Linked DNA regions of Homo sapiens: region 1 is linked to region 2. Evidence: read pairs that join two places in POLR2A ChIA-PET (ENCODE). Cell type or tissue: CD4-positive, alpha-beta T cell. All regions are shown on one strand. Links, peaks and the distances in the headings refer to the core of each region. The heading gives the core; the rest is flanking DNA. Region 1 has its middle 130 kb from the start of LINC02015. Region 2 has its middle 190 kb from the start of LINC02015.

Region 1 (9,637 bases), core at 671-8,670, 61 kb before region 2:
CAAAAGAACATTTATCATGCTCTCCATTCAGAAGGATAATATTAAAAATTAATAAGCATTTTAGTCTGCTGGGATGCAACATAATTCAGGGGAGGGGAGGAGGTCCGTCGCTATCTTTTTCAAGGGCAATTCACAACAACACTTTGCATGATAAATTCCTGAAGCTTGATGTTCTCCTCACCATTATACAATGTGAGTGCTGACAAGGTCTTTTAAAAATAACAATACTTTATTTTAAATTAGTTCATCTGTTTGGGGAAAAAGGCAGCAGTGTGCACCTATATAGGTGTCATATCCTTTAGTCCCATAAATTTCACAACTAAAACTATATCTTCTTTTTTTGTTTGTTTGAAATGGAGTCTCACTCTGTTACCCAGGCTGAAATGCAGTGGCACAATTTCGGCTCACTGCAGCCTCCACCTCCTGGGCTCAAGTGATTCCCCTGCCTCAGTCTCCTGAGTAGCTGGGATTACAGGTGGCCACCACCGCACCCAGCTAATGTTTGTATTTTTAGTAAAGATGGGGTTTTACCATGTTGGCCAAGCTGGTCTTGAACTCCTGACCTCAGGTGAACCACCTGCCTTGGCCTCCCAAAGTGCTGGGATTACAGAAATGAGCCACCACGCCTGGCCTAAAACTATATCTTAAAAAAAATAGTTCACGTAAGAAACAAAAATCTTAAGGAAGGAATGACTTTACTTGTGACTTATTGATGATAAAAGGAACTTGGAAACAATTTGGATGCCCAATATTAGAAATGCTTAAATAAATTATACTAGCAAGAAAACACATTAGAAAGATGTTAACATTTAGCACTTTAGAGCTTAGACAAATATATAGAAAAATTTTTTTTGGAAAAGCTTAATGCGATATTTGTACACAAGTATGTGAAATGCTATATATGAATGCTAACATTCCCCAAAAGCAAAGACTTATTTTACTGGGTAGGCTGTTTGCATTGTATAAAAAACATGAGTTTAGAATTAGAGCTAGATTTAAATTCCAGTTCTTCCATAAGCTGTGTGACACTTGCAAATTATTAATCCTCTCTGGATATCTATTTCCTTATTAGCAAGTGTGTGTGTGTGTGTGTGTGTGTGTGTGTGTGTGTGTGTGTGTGTGTTAAGCAAAGCCACTTTAAGAGTCTAGGACATAGTAGGAGCTCAATGCTATTATTTCCCTTTCCCTTTACTAAATACCTGAGACTCCCTTGGTTTAAAAAGTTTTGTTCAAATTGACTGACTTTTATAGAAATTTCAATGTCGTTGTTTTTGACCCATGCAAGAATTTCTAACAGATGAGACTCTATTAATTAATGTGATGATTCTCCTGTAATTGGTCAATAATCTTTACATTTGAATAGATTTCAGAACAGTATTAAATATCTTGGGTTGGAGGTTAATTTCTATAAACAGAAATGTATATCCAACAGTGTTGCATTTTAGCTGATCTTGACTATAAACGAGTGCAATTTGTGTTCATTTCCCATATATCATTGACACTAAATTTTGGAACACTTACATCTGGGTTATGTTTGAGTAACCTTCTGGGAGTATCTCTCCATAGATTTGGGAATGAAATATCTCCCAAATATAATGCAATTTCAGAATGCCTAGAAACTCACTACGTAGTATATATGCGTATTTAAAAGAAACTGGTCTCATACATGATAAAAGAAGGTTAATGCTAGACATAATGACTATTGCCACTTGGTAGCAGGGGCCAGAGAGAACAGGAAAAAGATTAAACAAGAGGATTAAAATTATTTTTCAAGTAAGGCTATACCTCTGTATACGTGCTTAATTACAAAAGGAAATTAGGAGCAAGTGCATGTATATTACTGCATGTATAAACATAGAGTTTAATCGGTTTGGAGTAACTTAATGACTGCTTGCAATATTTCTGGCGATTTGTTCTAAGCTTTGTGATTTTAAATTGGTTTCTTGAAAATGCTGGATAAAACATTTGAATTCACACATTGCTTTAGGAATTGATTTGGAGATAATAAAATATAATGAAATGTTTCACCTCAGATGGATCTAATTTATATTTGCTCTGTACCCTTTTTTAAAACCTGAATGCAAATAATAAGGACACTGCTAGGATGTTTAGAGGAGCTGTAACTGCAAGTTACTCTTATTTCTTTTTATTGGGTGAACTCTTTCAAAATTCCATTCTCTCGAGGTGGTAGAGAACAAGGACAAATCCTACAGGGGTTTCCCCTTTTTATCCACAAAAATTATATATGAAATTGAAAGGCAAGGAGGTAAAAATCTGGCAACTCAGGAAAGAAATGATTATAAAAGTCTAAGAATAGGGACATTTACATTTCGACCACTAAGGAGAAGTTTCATGAGTTCTCAGATAGTCTCTGATAGTGACAGGACTACATTTGATCAACTATCAAAAGGAGATGATGACAGTCAGTATTACCTGATGTGAAAATGACCTGCAAATGATTCTGGAAAAAAATGATAGCTATTCTTCCAAGACAGTCAAGAAGAATAAAGCAAAGGTGTTTATTATCATCCTATTTTTTGATTTATAAATATTATTTTCCTGATCTGACAATATATACTTGGAAGTATTTAAAAAAAAAGAAGTCTGGGCATATGAAACCACTCGAGGCACATATGGCCCCTTTATGTCAGGGAAAGTATCATGGTATTATATTCTTCTTTTTTTCCTTGTTAGCTGGGTATCCATTTCCTGTTGGATTTCTTTAATCCAACTAAGATTTTCAGCTTTCAGGAGTACAGTCACCCCAAATTTGCTCACTCTCTTTTTGGGATCTTCTTTTGCCATTGTTTTTTCTTTTATAATTGATTAGGTAGTAATAGGACTTAAAAAATAACTCTTGAATAGATTATAACTCAAGTGTCCCAGAATTTGTGCCCAGATTACCAATCATATGACTGCTAGCAAAGCAGTCTATTTTTTCTTAAACTTTGTTTTCCATTTCTGTGATTATCCTACATTTTATGAATTTTTTTCATAGGTACCTAATCTTCTCATGCTAATTATTTTCTCTCACCTTCAAGCAAGAAAGACTGTTCCTAAAAAACTCCTTTCCCAACTCCACCTCCTTTCTGTTTCTTCTCGTTGAAGTTTGCACTTCAATGAGTTTGGGAGTTTATTGCATTATGCATTGCAGCTTTTGACATACAAATTTGATCTCCCATTAGCCAGTGACCTCCTTGAAAGCAAGAATGTATGTTATTACTCTTTGTAGCTTAGTTATGTTCATAGCACATAGTAGGTACTCAATACATGCTAACTTATTTAGAATAAGGTGCAATGAGTAATAAAAATCATCCTTTTTATTCCTAATGCATTGCAACAAGTGTAGATGTCCAGAGATAAACTTTATACTACAAAAGTATAAATTTTGTTTTGGAGAATTTTGAACATTAGTAAGTATGAAGACAACTTGAGTCTTATTTTTGTCTTTAATCAGAGGAGCCATTTTGGCATATCGAAAGTCACATCACAAAAATGCCTTCCCTCTTTTCCTACCTCTGAAGACTTTGATGTATTTCTGAGTTTTTTGTTTCCAATCTCACTTTCCAACAGTTTCATTCTTGGTTATTTGCTGGAAACTTAAAGGGGTAAGGGGTCAGTAATGCATGGGAGTGTGTAGGCAGGTGGGGGGTAGTCTTTTTTGTTTCTTTTATTTTTATTTGTTCTTTTTTTTTTCCTTTTCCTTCTTTTTTTTTTTGGAACAAAGAGCTTTTCCTAGCGCTATTAGGCTTCCTTACTGCCACCTTTTCCTTTTTAAGGTAGCAGGAAAGATAATAGTAACATGATTTCAGTTTTTAAAAATGAAAGTTCAGAGAGTCTGAGTTGCTTGAACTCACTAAGAATGAAAAACCAGAATTCTTATCACTTCTCTTCATTTTCCAAATTCGGTACCCTCTTATAGTATAAAACTTTACACAGCATGTCATTGTCTTAGGATATTTTCTCAGTTACTTAAAGGTCAAGTACACAGAATTAGACGTGATGGAATGGCCTGGTTGAATAACTCTTTATTACGCTGGACTTACTGCTCTTAAAACCTAAGCAATGTTCATGTCCATCAACAGACTAAGATCTATTTGTCTAAGTTTAAATAGTGTATTAATTTAATTCATTTGTCAACACAGCTGGTCTCTTTAGGTATTTTTAAAACATCAGCACAATGATTAAAATAATAATAATCTGTAGAAAGTTAAGATTAAATACATGTCTATGTTAAAATTGGCCATACTTCACAGAACCATTTTCATATGCTTAGCACTAGATAAATTTATGTGACAAGAGTAAAATTAGACAATCTATGACGTATGTCATCGAAACATATGTCATCAATTAATAGGCTGAATTTTCAAGTCCCATTGCTAGAAGACTGTTAATAACTCCTATGCTTTCTTTATTCTTGTAATTTAGGTGAGCATCACCATGTTCAATGATTAGACCTAACTCATACTTGAAAACAGAGATCATTGAAAAATTCATATGAATGATACAACTAAATGTACTTCCTTTTTATATGGAAAAACCTCATAATATCTAACAGAGATAGATCCACTAGAAGATAGTAACAACAGCAAAGATAGCAGTTATACCACGTAGGGGGGGTCTCTTCTTTACTGAAATCAAGATCTTCTAAAAAGTGAACATAACATTTCTTTCTCTATTTCAGTTAGAAATTAGAGGCTGACTTTTCAGATGTGGATGCTGAACCTTGCCAACCTCAGTCAACCAAAGCTATTTTAAACATTTTCAGTCTGGCCTATCCACTTGTAACCAAACTTCTTAGGACTTGACACCCATACCCCTACTTCTTGGATCAAGGCTTGAGCCCGATTATTCCTTTTTGCTTTCTGGTGTCTGGTGACAGCTTTACTCATAGTTTGTTTTCAGCCCTCCCCAGTAGGCTTTATTTTGGAGTGCAATTCTTTTTTTTCTTTTTTTTTTTTTCTTAGATGGAATCTCGCTCTGTCGCCCGGGCTGGAGTGCAGTGGCACAATCTCAGCCTACTGCAACCTCCATCTCCCGGGTTCAAGCAATTCTCCTGCCTCAGCCTCCTGAGTAACTGGGACTACAGAGGCACACCACCACGCCCAGCTAATTTTTGTATTTTTAGTAGAGACGGGGTTTCACCATGTTGGCCAGGGTGATCTCGATCTCTTGACTTTGTGATCTGCCCACCTCTGCTTCCCAAAGTGCTGGGATTACAGGCGTGAGCCATCACACCCAGAGTGCAATTCTTTAGTTACTTCCGATTCCTTTTTCTTTTCTGGATATTTGGCCTTGGTCTTGTTTGGGCAGTCCTATGGCATTCTGTCTCCACAGTATTTAGAACTCTTTTGATTGAAATAATGAATGCCCAATTTAGACTAACGTGGAGTAGAGCACATTGCATCCAGGCCCAAGGAATAATTGGTACAGAGACACACAATGCCACCAACATTCTTTCTCTTGTCTCTGCTTCTCTTTCACTCTATTTCTTTCTTTTCTCAAGTTGCAGACTTGACTTCTCTCTTTTATAGTTATGACAGGAAGTGGTTTTTGAATTCGTTTCCCCCAAATTCATCACTTCCTTTTAAGAAAGCTGTCAAAGCAAGCAGGAACTTTTGGATCCATTCCAAATTCTCAGAGAAGTGTGATTTGCTTAGCCTGAGCCAGATGCCCATCCGAAGGCCAATGACTGTAACAAGCAGATGGAGTCACATTATACTCTTAGGGAAGCCCTATAGTAACCATATAGATATAGATGGTTTTGAGGGGTTGAAGAGTAACTGTAGTTTCCAGACAAAAGATGAGGCAGTCTTAGGGTAGATTCTGTGCCCTTTAGAACAGACCTCTATGACACTTTTTCTTCTCACTGCTTGCTACATCATTTCCTCAAGAATCACAGGACTTTACAGTCTGTGCCGAAAGCAGCCAAAAACCAGTGGTTTTATGCCATTTTCCCTTGAATCCCTGCTGGTAAGCTTTTTAACATCTATCTTGCCTTTTGAAAGTGAAATGTTATTTTTTATGTCTTCAGCTCTCATAATTAGCTCAAGAACGTAGCTTTCTCAGCTAGCATTTTTTTACTCTTTTTAGACAGAACAACAATACCAAGTTTTCTGGATGCCTCTCTGTCTCCATCTGCTTTACCATCTCCCCTTAATTGAGGAAAAATTCTAAGTAACCCTGATGGTCATTACTCGGTGTCAGTCTTGCCACTATGTCACAGCCTGTCATAATTACATGATGTCACTCTATGCTAAATTCCCCCTCCTAATGAATGCTTCATTATCCAAAAGAGAATATATTATATTAAATCTACATTTTGCAGTTTTGGCATTTTGCTAAAGATTATGCTTTATCTGGACCTTGAGAATACCAGAGGTTCTTCCCTTTGACTTTGTATGCTTAAGTAGGCCTTGACCTTTCCCTTTTTGAAAACCATTGTTTGATGCTAAAATTTTAGTCACACTCTAGTTGCCTTCCATGGAGCATTAGGTAAAGCAGAAGTAGCAACACAACCCCAAAACACTAATTTAATAATTGTTGGTGGACTCTAGCTAAAACGTCTTAACTTGAATTATGATTGGAGGCATGAAAACATGAAGCAACATTTCAGATACTCCTGGAAAATTACACATTTGACTGTAGTAGTTAATAAGCATAGAATTAATTATCAGAATTTTCAAGGTATAAGGTCGTCATAAACCAAAGACAGTATTTAGGCATATGTTAACTTTCCAACATACTTTAGTATAGTGGTTCCCAATTCTGACTGACTATAAGAATTAACTAAATAACTATTTAAAAATACCCAGATTCTTAAACTCTGCCCAAGACCTACTGAATGAGGATCTTTGGGAGAGGAATTTTATATAATATTTGATTTTGATTTTGAGGAAGAGAGATTTTAATGTTCTCCCAAGTGATAGTGATGCTCAGCTAAACTAGAAATCACTTATTTCTATTACAGCTCTACTCTTTCCTTTAAGTGAACTCCAGGAAGTCATTTTGCTCACAGATGTGACACTGGCAGATTAGAAGTACACTTCACTGATAAGTCCGGAGAGTTACCCATCAATGTGTCCCCATAGTCCCAGCCCAGGCTCTTCTGCCCTCCTCATTCTTCATTAGTTACAATTGACACCTCTTTATAAAAACTAGGGCCTACTCCAACAAGTTTGAGAAGAAAGAGAATGGCTCGTCCCACACCCCAAATCTGGGCTCATTTGAGAGGGGAGAACCATACTTCCCTCGGCTGTAGAGTATCCAGGAGATGAAATACGAAAAAGCACTGAGAGGCAGACGCTGCCTGTCTCAGCCTCTTGGACTGTTCTTAGCCCGAACCTCTTGCAATCCTGCCTGTAGCTTCAGCCCCACCCTACTCCTTAAGACCAACCTAATCTTGGACATGATAGTCTTTACACAACTTCTGGGGCATCACTCCCAGGCTGGAGATATCGTGACCTGACTCTGGTAACTAGGTTTCAGCATTTCTCTACACGTCAGAGTCTTTATCTCGGCAACCTGCCTGATACCTCGGTTTTCCCAGATCACACTTCTCAGTGTGGTATGGGACATCCTTCACCAGGATCTTCAAAGGTGCCTATCAAAAAAATGCCAGTAATGAGCTTGCACCCAGACCTATTAAATCAGAATCCTTATGGCTGGAGTCCAAGAAGCGTATTTAAAAATAAGTGAACAGTCAAGTTGTTTTACAGAGTCCTCAGCTTCTCTAATCTGGAAATTCTGGAATCCCTTAATCTCTTTGTATCTGATATTTCTGATTATTTTCATTATTATTATTATTCTGACTTTTGGAGTAGTGTAATATAGTACAATAGTTGTACATTTCTTTTTTAGCAGAGCCATTCATAAGATATCACCCCTGAATTTGGCTGGGGGTTGTATTGTGCATATGAAATTTTTGGCTGCAGGACATTCTAGTACTCTACTCAAAAATATGTTTTTATTGCATACTGGAGAGATTTAATCATGTTACCAAACATACTCATTCAGAAGCATTACGAAATACAACTCACTCTAATTACTTTTTATCATTATTATTGTAATTATTTTATTATTTATTATCCCCATTAAGAACAATTAATATGATATACTACTATCAATCATTTGACTATAATAATAACAGCAACATCTGAAATTTTCAAAGCATCTTTTTTAAAAGAGTCCAAATAGAATGAAAAAAAAATGAGTTGTGTCTTTAAAAGTATTTTCTGAGTGTTTTTCTAGTAAGCCACCACCATTTACGTATTTATGAGAAATATATTCACATGCACGCTACTTGTGTGATGACAAAATTATTCTCTCAAAGCCGAATACAAATTAGAAAGTCAGGGCAAGGGCTTTATTTTATATCAGATCCAATAATTGTGAAATACTTTGGCAAGCACTACTAAGAATAAGTGAAATTGTGTTATTGCAAAATAATCAGATCTGACTTCAGTAAACTCCACTCAGTGATATTTAAGTTGGATGACAAAGCTAAAATTTCTGCAAACTATTATTTGTACCCAGACTGACATGAATTAGAATTAGTAACTCACAATGGGCATTCAACTATAAGGTACAAACTAGAGGTGATTTATTTAGTGGTTTGAAATCTAGGAAGGAGTTTTATACTTCGACTGTATGTAAAGGCTGTTTCTGTTTTTACAAATGCTAATTACAAAAAATTATAACATAACTCATCTGAATTGTCACTGAACTGCCTAGGGAAACTCACATAAATTTTCTTCCCTAAATAAGTCTGCTAATACAGCATGCAACAATAACAAGGGTAAATAAGACCAATGTTTTCAAATATAAAGGGAGATGGTGGTATTCTTCTAAATTTATTTGATGAATTTGATAACATTTCAAATACATCACGAACTAATTTTTTGTGGCTGGATTGCATTTTATTTATATACATAACATTTTTTCTAGATATAATAGTATGTCATGCAGATTTTTTTTGAGGAAGTGGAAATGATTCTCCAGTGGAATTGGAAGAATAAGATTTAATTTTGTTATCTTTTATATGCATCATTTTTCTATCCTTGAGATAATTTTTTTAAATACCTGAGATCTTTTGCAATAGAATTCTTTTCACCCATGTAGGTCAGAGATCCCCACTTCCAGTGACCACATTACTCATAAATATCAATATTATGATAGTTAATTAAAGAGGGAGGCTCTGAAAGGGGAGAGTTTCAGAAAACCTGATATATGTTCAAAGGTCTGCAGGTGCACTATGCGAATATATCCAGGTTGAAAGAAGATGACCATTGCCCCTGCAATGTCAAACCAGCATTCCCTGGTGATGACAGTGGTGGAGACTTCCCTAGTCATTCATCTATTCATTCCTCAAGTATTAATTGACATCTACCATGTGTAAGGTGCTGTGCTGGATGCAATGGTTATAAAGACAGGAAAGCAGTTTTGCCCCTAAGGAACACACACACTAGAGAAGGAAACATAAATTGATACATCAGCGCCAAGTGGAACACACAATATAACATCATGATTGAGTACAGACTTCAGAGCCAGATTGTTTATGTTTGAATCCCACTGTCATTTACTACGTGACCTTAAGGAATTACTTTATTTCTCTTTCCTCAGCTTCATCATCTGCAAA
Region 2 (9,637 bases), core at 1,001-9,000:
ATCCTTGTCTTCATTTTGAAAGGTAGTTTTATTGGGTATACAGTTCTGGGTTGACAATTTTTTCTTAAAACCCTTTAAAGATGTCACTCTTCTGTCTTGTCTTCTGCTTTGCTGCATTCCTATCTTTGTTTCTTTGCATGTAATGCTTTTCTTTCCTCTGTTTGCCTTCAAGATATTTTTCTTTAATTTTAAGCATTTTTGATGTAATATCTAGGTGTGTGTGTCCTCTGAGCTTCTTAGATCTATGATTTGCTTTGTTCGTTTAATTTGAAGAGTTCTCAATCTTTACCTCTTTAAATATGTCTTCTACCTCATTCTGTCTCTCTTCTATTGGGACCCCAATCACACATACCTTAGGCCAATTGATACTATCCCACAGCTTTTGGGTGCTCTGTTCTTGTTTTTCTTCTCTTTGTTTTCTTTCTTTTCTGTTTCATTTTGGGCAATTTTTATTTACCTATGTTCTAACTAACTTGATTGGTTTTTCAGTAGTATATGGTCTGCTGATAAGCTCAGTAAAGGAAATCTTCATCTTTGATAGCATTTTCTCTTTCTACTAGCATGTGTATTTGACTTAAAAAAAATACTAGGTCTCACTCTGTGATGTAGTTTGGATTTGTGCCCCACCCAAATCCTTGTCAAATTGTAATCCCCAGTTTTGGAGGAGGGCCTGCAGGAAGGTGATTGGATCATGTGGGCTGATTTCCCCCTTGCTGTTCTCATGATAGTGAGTGAGTTCTCACGAGATCTGGTTGTTTAAAAGTGTAAAGCAACTCCCCCTTCACTCTCTTACTCCTGCCTCTGACGTGTAAGATGCGTCTCCTGGAGGGGTTCTGTGGCTCATGCCTGTAATCCCAGCACTTTGGGAAGCTGAGACAGGTGGATTGCCTGAGGTCAGGAGTTTGAGACCAGCCTGGCCAACGTGGCAAAACTCTGTCTCTACTAAAAATACACAAATTAGCCATGTGTGGTAGCAGGCACCTGTAATCCCAGCTACTTGGGAGGCTGAGGCAGGAGAATCACTTGAACCCGGGAGGTGGAAGTTGCTGTGAGCCAAGATTGTGCCACTGCACTCTAGCCTGGGCAAAAGAGCGAAACTCCTTAAAAAAAAAAAAGCACCTCCTTCCCCTTCTGCCATGATTATAAATTTCCTGAGGCCTCCCCAGAAGCAGAAGTCTGTATAGCCTGCAGAATTGTAAGCCATTTAAGCCTCTTTTCTTTGTAAATTACCCAGTCTCAGGTAGTTCTTTATAGCAGTGCAAGAATGTACTAATGCATTCTGCTGCACAGGCTGGGGTGCAGTGGCGCAATCATAGCTCACTGCAGCCTCAAACTCCTGAGCTCAAGCAATCTTCCCATCTTAGTCTCCTGAGTAGCACAGACTACAGGTGCATGCCACTATGACTAGCTAATTATTTTATTTTTTGTAGAGACGGGGTCTCACTATCTTATCCAGGCTGGTCTCAAACTCCTGGTTTCAAGTGATCCTCCCACTTTGGCCTTCCAAAATGCTGGAATTACAGGCATGAACCACCACTACCTGGCCCATACTTGATTTTTTTTTTTTTTTTTTTGAGACGGAGTCTTGCTCTGTTGCCCAAGCTGGAATGCAGTGGCGTAATCTCGGCTCAATGCAAGCTCCGCCTCCCGGGTTCATGCCATTCTCCTGCCTCAGCCTACCGAGTAGCTGGGACTACAGGAGCCCGCCACCACGCCTGGCTGATTTTTTGTATTTTTAGTAAAGACGGGGTTTCACCATGTTAGCCAGGATGATCTCGATCTCCTGACCTCGTGATCCACCTGCCTCGGCCTCCCAAAGTGCTGCGATTACAGGCGTGAGCCACCGTGCCCAGCCTTGATTTTTTAAAGGTAGTTTCTATCTGTTGTAATTACTATTTGTTCCTATATATAATCCGTCTTTCCTACTAGATACCTTAACATATTAATAATGGCTATTTTATTCATCTGATTGCTTTAAAATCTAGGTCATTTCTTTGGTTTTGTGGATTGCTTTTACCATTAACAATTGATAGCTCTTTTTGGGTTTCATTTGTGTGCCTTGTAGTTTCAATTGAGTGATTCCATTGTGTGAAAAGGAATTACTGGGTCTGAGATTAATAGTATTTATGTCTGGAAAAGGACTTGCATCTTCTTTGGTGAAGTTCTTAGCATGGTGAGTGGATTTAATATAGTTAGTTGTTGATCTGGGCTTGGATTATTTTCCTTGATAATGCTGTTCTAATGTAGCACTGGCTTTAAATCTTACAGCATTTGTCTTCCATTAGCTTGTGCTTAGTGTGGTGCCTGGGGACCTGGAGGATCTTTCTCAGTGCTGGAGTTGTACTCTCTGGTTTTGGTAGAACCACCCTGCATAGCTGTGCCACACAGGGAGTTTCTCTCCTAGCTCGTGACCAGCAGTACACTGTTGTTGCATGTTAGTTTTGCTAGGTTTGTAATGGAATGATGGCATTTTTGTTTTGTTTTATTTTCCTGGTCAGTCTTAGGCAAGATTTGTGTGCCTGGGCCTCAGGGGTGGGGCTTTCTCTACATCCTGTTCTTCTTTTTCACCCCAGCCAAACACTGCTTTATATTTTTTTGTGGTCTTAGGTAGGAGTTTCCTGTTCTTCCTCCAGTTATGACAGATCTCTTTGTGTTATGAGTGTAGGATGCTAGGTTCAAGACAATTTCTTGCCTTTCCCCCAATGTCTTAGTCCATTTGGGGAGCTATAACAGAATGCTATTGACTGGGTGACTTATAAACAACAAATTTATTTCTTACAGTTCTAGAGGCTGGAAAGTACAAGATCAAGGTGAAATCAGACTCTGTGTCTGGTGAGGGTCCTCTTCCTGGTTCCTAGAAGGTCATCTCCTTTCTGCATCCCCACATTGCAGGAGGGTTGAGTGATCTCTCTGGGGTCTCATTATGAGGACACTAATTCCATTTCTGAGTGCTTTACTCTCATGATCTAATTACCTCCCAAAGGCACCAGCACACTGAGGATTAAGTTTCAACATATGAATTTTGAGGAGATACAAACATTCAGTGTATGGCACTCAAGTAGAAGGACTTTTGCTTTTACTTCCATCTCAGCAAGAATGGAGGCTGTGTCCTAAGGATGAGAAGCTTTTCTACTCCTTTCCCAATAAAATGTTGGTTTTATTCTACTCCTATACCAGAAGCAATGCATCTTTACCCATTTGCTGAGAGTGAGAGCGTTCATTGCCCTTCTCTAGAATATTAAGGCTTTTGTTTTGTAGGAAAGAACAGTTCAGGGAAGTAGGCACAGCTCTGGCCTGGTCATTAGTAACTGCCAATCATCTCCTTTATGCCTGTGCCACACTGAGTGGCACTCTTCCCTGTAACCTGCTCATCCTCCAGTCTTTCTTGTAAGCATCTGATAGAAGTCTGTGGAATAGAAAATGTGAGTGTTGGCTTCCCTACATCTGGTTCTACCAGCTCTTCTAAACTTACATGCTTGACCACACTTAGTATTGAAGAATTTATTAAGCTTTTGCTAAGTTGTTTTTATCCATTTTATGTTGTATACTCTGATGTAGGTGAATAAGTTTGTGTATCTGTTTTTTTTTTTTTTTTTTTTTTGAGGCTTGCCCTTCTTTGGAATTGCATTTATTTGATTGTCTTATATCATGAATTGAGTGTTGGTATCTCCCAAAATTTCATATGTTGAAATCCTAACCCTCAACATGATGGTATCAGAGGTAAGTCCTTTGGGAGGCGATTAGGTAATGAGGGTGGAGTCCTCATGAGAAGGGTTAGTGCCCTTACATGAAGAGACATGACACCTTGCTCTTTCTCTACTCTCCACCAAATGAGGATACAATGAAATGAAGGCCATATACAAACCAGGGAAAGTATTCTCACTGTAGACTGGATCTGCCAGCACCTTGGTCTTGGACATCTCTGCCTCCCAACCTGTGAACAATAAATGCTTGTTTTTTAAGCCATCCAATCTATGGTATTCTGTTATAACAGTCCTAATGTACTTCGTATACCTTTTGATCTCAGTTTTCTGATGGGCCCAAGAAAAGTTAACGTTTTGTAGATTATATGGCTTTTCTTTTTTAGGAAAAGAGCAATGTTTTGCATCTTTCAACATCTTTAAAGAAAAGTAATCTTGAAGTGAATGCCAGTACTTTGGCAGGTGCTTAGTAAACTTCTGAAACCATGTTTTCACTGTTTCTCTAGCCCACCCTCCCTCCCCAACTCCTCCCCTAAAGCTTTTGCTCCCCTTCATTTTTAAAGTCTTGCCAGAAGAAAGACTGCCCAGATGGTGAGTGGAAAATGTAGAGGAAGGCTCTGTGCCTTATATAGCCCGAACTATAAACTTGTAAAGACACTGAGTTTTACTTACTTAAATCTATTTTATTTAAAATGTAAATATAAAATATTTTATTTCTATTTTGGACAATATAGTAGGTAGCTAGCAGATCAGTAAAATTACAAATAGAGCAAGTGCAAAAGAAGAACAGGTGGAAGACAACAGGAAATGTAGGTGCTGACTCAGCCTCACTTATATGATGTAGAAGAATTTGGGAAATGAAGCCATTAGGTTAGGCAACTCTCTCTCTCTCTGTCGTCACGTTCACATGTGTTAGAGAAAGGAGTGGTTTGGTAAAATATGTCTTCAACCACAAAATTTGACAGTTTTGGAGAATAAGATATCTGATATTCAACTCCACAAATGTGGTGATAAACATAAGTGATATTTAGCCCTCTTAATAACATGAAAAACACTCACACACATGGAGCTGGATTTTCTCCTGGAAAAGATAGGTTTTAAGTTTTACATGAATTTGTTAACTCTCTGCTACTAGACATGGAGGGCACTTGGTTTCCCAGACAAGGTGTTGGGAATGAGAATCCTACGTCTGCCAAACCTATTTGAACTTGTTGCCTTGTTGTGAATCTCTACTAGATCGTTTGGCATCTCATGCACAATTTTTTAATCTTATAAATGAGAGATTCATGTAAATGTTTAACTCAGTCTGAAAGAAGAAATCTTGAAAGGGCAGCCAGGGAGAGTGAGAGCAGTGTCAAAGAGGCAAAAAGAGGTCAGACTTATTTCCTTATCTAAAAGGATTTTATATATCACAACTTCAGGTCTCTTTTCACCCTGCCTGGGGAAGCTCTTCAGCTCGTCTTTAGGAAGCCATGCTCTATCATTGCCCCATTAGGTGGACTTTCTTCTTACAACAGCTGCCATGTGAAATACTGGGCTTGGGTTATTATCACAATTTCTGTGTTTCACATACATTCTGCCTGTGTCACAGCAAATCGATTTCTCTAAAGGGATCATCAATCCAAGACTATGGGAACAAGCAAATTCTCCTTGGCAAGTCATTTCTAATTATCAAAATGTTCCAGATAAGTGATTACTTCTCTAGGAATGTTCTAAATGTGAGCTCATATGAAGAGGTTTGTGTCTGTAGAATGGAAGGGATTTTTATTGACCATCTAGTCTGCCTACTGACTAAAGATCTTTTTTTTTTTAATTTTCTGACTAAAGATCTTTAGGAACGATCATGCAAACTCCACTTTGATATCTACTGTTGTGAACTGACCTAAAAAAATTAGATGTAAAAATATTAGCCTCCTTTGAGTAGAGATTAATAGCCTATAGTTTTTATCTGCTCTTATACCATCTTTCTAAGTAATTGAAAATAAAATTCTTCTTCAAATATAGACATTTAATAGCAAGTATACACAACATAAGCTCTACGAATTCTTGGCTTTATCTTTTTGTGTGTGTGTGTGCTAAGACTGTACTAAGGATGGTAGATTCCCCTGAAGGCAAACGCAGCAAATGCAATATGATTCCAACAGTAGGACTCGGCTGATGTTCTAGTTAGACTTGGGTGGCCAAAAATCCCCCAATCCAATGTCTGGACAGAGGTCTCTATAGAAATCAAGTCTCGGGTGCAATTCTTACAGCTAAATTTTGAAAGGCTAGTTAGATTCTTAAACTATAGTCTTCCAACAGACTAAATGCCTCTAACAGTTTTTGCGTCTATTTGAAAAAATCACTAATCCCTAATTTCAACAACAGAAATCTATTTCTAATATTATTTTGTTAACCTAGAAAGGCTATGGTGTTGACTGGCCAGTAAAGATGCTTAAAGCTCTTGTAGTAGCCACCTTTATCATGTGTCACTTTAATTATGCCTTGATTTATGCTCATTTCAAATTATTCATCTCTCTGTTTCAGCAGGCGTCTGTCTTTGAAAATAGTGAGGGTAATGCTGGTGGATAAAGGGAAGGCTTGCAGGTAACAGTTAGTCTGGGCAAAGGTAGTTTGAGGTCAGCTCTTTAGAGTGGGGATTTCACTGGATCCTCTGAGGAACCTGAACTTTTCATATTTCTCTAATAAATGAGGAAGTTTAGGGACATTATTACCTTTGAACAATCTACATAAGTCATAAATACATCTTCTCCCTTGATGTAAGGGAATACTAAAAGCAAAAAATACTAATAGTTTTCCAGCCTAAAATCCCATTTGGAGAAGGATGGGCATAAAATATTGATCTGTATCTTCTACAGTCCAACCTCTTTGAATTCATCTCATAAAAGCAGACCTGGAACTATTTTTGGTGCATTAGTTTTATGAAAGAGACCATACAAACTCCTATTAGAGACTTGGTCAAAAGAGTCAGTTTAAGTTTTTTTCTGGTCTCCATAAAAATTCAAATTAATTTCCTGTATAATCTACATCAATGGGGATACACAGAAGTTAAAAAAAAACTCTCAAAGAAAGATTTAATTGTATTCATCACAGTAAACTTACATAAACCAGGATGTGGTTCAATTTATTTTGAAAGGATTTTCAGCATTAAAGGTTAAAACAAAAAGAAGTCTCTAGTTAACCTTCAATTAACCATAGCTGCCTGGCACTTTCTATTAATCAAGATTTTACTCCTTCTCGCATTATTTTTATGACATCCAATTTTATTTGGTTTCTTCAATATATTTCTCAGAAGTGAAATAGCTCTATTTTATGGATGAAAATCGAATCAAAATGTAGAAGGCTTACTGTGACCTTCATAAAGTCATCTCCCTGAGGTTCTTTTCTTATTTTTAAAATGACAATAACGAGGTCTACTCCAGTGTGCTGTGTAAGAATGGAATGAAATCTTGCAGAGAGGCAAGGTAGCATTGGAAAGACTAAAGGTTTAGGAGTCAGGTAGATGTAGTTTTCACCACATATGAGCTACGTGACATTGGGCAAGGAATTGACATTTATAAGCCTCAGTTTCCTTATGAATAAAATAAAAACATAAATCCTCATTGGGACATTGCCATGTTAGATGAGGTAATATTTGCAAAGGTCTTGGCATATAAAAGGCAAAATAAGGTAGCTTTTTTTTTTTCATTTGAGAGAAGACCCTGAATATGACTACAAAAAAGTATGAGAACCAGTGTTAGAACTTGCGTGTTTTATTATCATCTTGTGTCTCTCTGGAAATGTTTCTTTCTCTGTAGTCAATATCCATATCATGAACATGCACTGTGTAACTAGTTTCCCTCTTGAAAAATTCTTAGTCTATTTTTGTTTTCTTTTAAGTCCTGATTAAGGATAAGGTTAGGCTTCTGTGAGTTCTTGTCTCACAATTTTGTTCCTTTCAAAGCAGCAAAAGAATTTAGGTGTTGGGAGGAAAAGTCATAGTTGTATCTTAAAGCAGTGGTTCTTAAGCCACTTTGAATCGGATTTACCTGGAAGGCTCTTAAATAATCCCAGATTTAAGGTCCCCATTCCTGATTCAGTAAATCTGAAGTACATCACTAAAATTTGTATTTGCCTAAGTGATTTAAAAAATTCTCTGTAATCATGGTAAAATATACATAGCATAAAATTTGCCATCTTAACCATTTTTAAGTGTGCAGTCAATGGTGTTAAGTAAATTTTCATTGCTGTGCAACCACTACTATCCATTTCCAGAACACTTACCTTGCAAAACGGAAACTCTATTTACATTGAACAATAACTCTCCATTTACCTCTCTCCCCAGCCGCTGACAACCACTATTCTATTTTCCATTTCTATGAATTTAGCTATTCTAGGTTCCTCATATAAGTGGAAGCGTACATTATTTGTCTTTTTGTGACCGGCTTATTTCACTGAACGTCATGAAATCAAGGTTCATCCATGTTGTAGCATGTGTCAGAATTTCCTTTCTTTTTAATGCTGAGTGATATTTCATTGTATATATGGATCACATGTACTTTATCCATTTATCTGATGATTACTCTTCCCCAAGTCATTTTTAAAATATGAAATACTTCACAAATTGGCATATCATTTTTGCACAGGTGCCATGCTAATTTTCTTTGTATCATTCCAATTTGAGTACACATACTGCCAAAGCCAAGGACCCCAAATTATTTTTGAAATCACTGATAAGGCAATTTTTTCAGATGCACATTGGTGGGACATTAAATCAATCTAATTTGGTGACCAATATTTTTTAAAAACATAGAATAGAAGAAAATAAAATAGGTAAAAATTGTAATAATAGGGAAATATATTATTTTAAGTATTTTATTTCTGTATGTGTGTTATTGTGGGAGAGAGGGGTTATGTGAACTAAATCAGGACATACTAGCTGTTCTCAGTTTAAAAAGAATAAAGGCCACCTGTCCAGAGACCTAGAATATAGAATCTAGTTGGATGATATGTAAATTAACATAGTGTTCTCAGCTCAAAATGTGTAGAGGTACTATAGTCCTGATTTTACTTTTAAGATACTTAAAATTTAAGATTGAGAACAGCCTTCTATAGACTGATGTGGACTCCATGCTTCATCATAGAAGTCTGAGTATTGCTTATTAATGAATCATTTTCATAACATTGTATTAGGAGTTACATATAAATTTGGCATCACTTTGATACACTAAGCTTTTATAGACTCCAGAAGTAGATAAAGAATTTCTAACAGCAGTAATGGAGAGGTGTGAATGCCACCAGCAATTCAAGATTCTGTTCCAACTCAGGAAACATACTACCCCAATCAAAATTAATTTCCTCCCCCTTTGGCATTTTTCTCAACCATATGTAGTTTTAAAATTATTGTGGTGACTTCTATCGCTCTTTTGAAAATATACAGGATGTATTTATCGAAGATAAATATAATTTTACTTAGTATGTTTTCTGAAATGATAGCACACAATATATATCAGAAAATAAGGCAATTATATGATAACTGTTTGTGAACTGTATTTGATTCTGCCAGATTTTATGAAAGATATATGTTTAACATATGTAAATGTTTATATTAGATCATATGGAATATAATTTTCGTATGCCTTTTAAAGAATTATGGAATTCATGTTCTTCCTCAGGAGAGTGATTTCCAAAGTGTCTTAGATTTTTGCGTATGACTCCACTTCAAATCCTCTGTGATTTGCATCATGCTGTACCATTTGACCCAGCAATCCCATTACTGGGTATATATATAAATCATTCCATTATAAAGATACATGCAGACATAAGTTCACTGAAGCACTATTCATAATAGCAAAGACATGCAATCGACCCAAATGCCCATCAATGATAGACTGGATAAAGAAAGTGTGGTACATACACACCATGGAATATTATGCAGCCATAAAAGGGAACGAGAT

The links. ChIA-PET counts read pairs that join two places held together with the same protein. Peaks named below come from ENCODE experiments on the same cell type or tissue, not always from the same donor. Only the 100,000 strongest peaks of a DNase experiment are listed, where the experiment ranks them.
Region 1: POLR2A ChIA-PET joins it to region 2 with 15 read pairs; 3 of 35 experiments call an interaction of 5 or more read pairs at or near these places.

The regions. Positions count from the first base shown.
Region 1 is chr3:177,938,771-177,948,407 of GRCh38, forward strand. No RefSeq gene overlaps it. Among named protein-coding and RNA genes, the nearest start is that of LINC02015, 130 kb to the left of the region's middle. In CD4-positive, alpha-beta T cell, for the core only: no CTCF peak of the experiment used is centred there; a DNase peak (open chromatin) is centred at 5,621; H3K27ac peaks cover 676 bases.
Region 2 is chr3:177,999,391-178,009,027 of GRCh38, forward strand. It overlaps the pseudogene RNU6-1120P. Among named protein-coding and RNA genes, the nearest start is that of LINC02015, 190 kb to the left of the region's middle. In CD4-positive, alpha-beta T cell, for the core only: no CTCF peak of the experiment used is centred there; a DNase peak (open chromatin) is centred at 4,571; H3K27ac peaks cover 948 bases.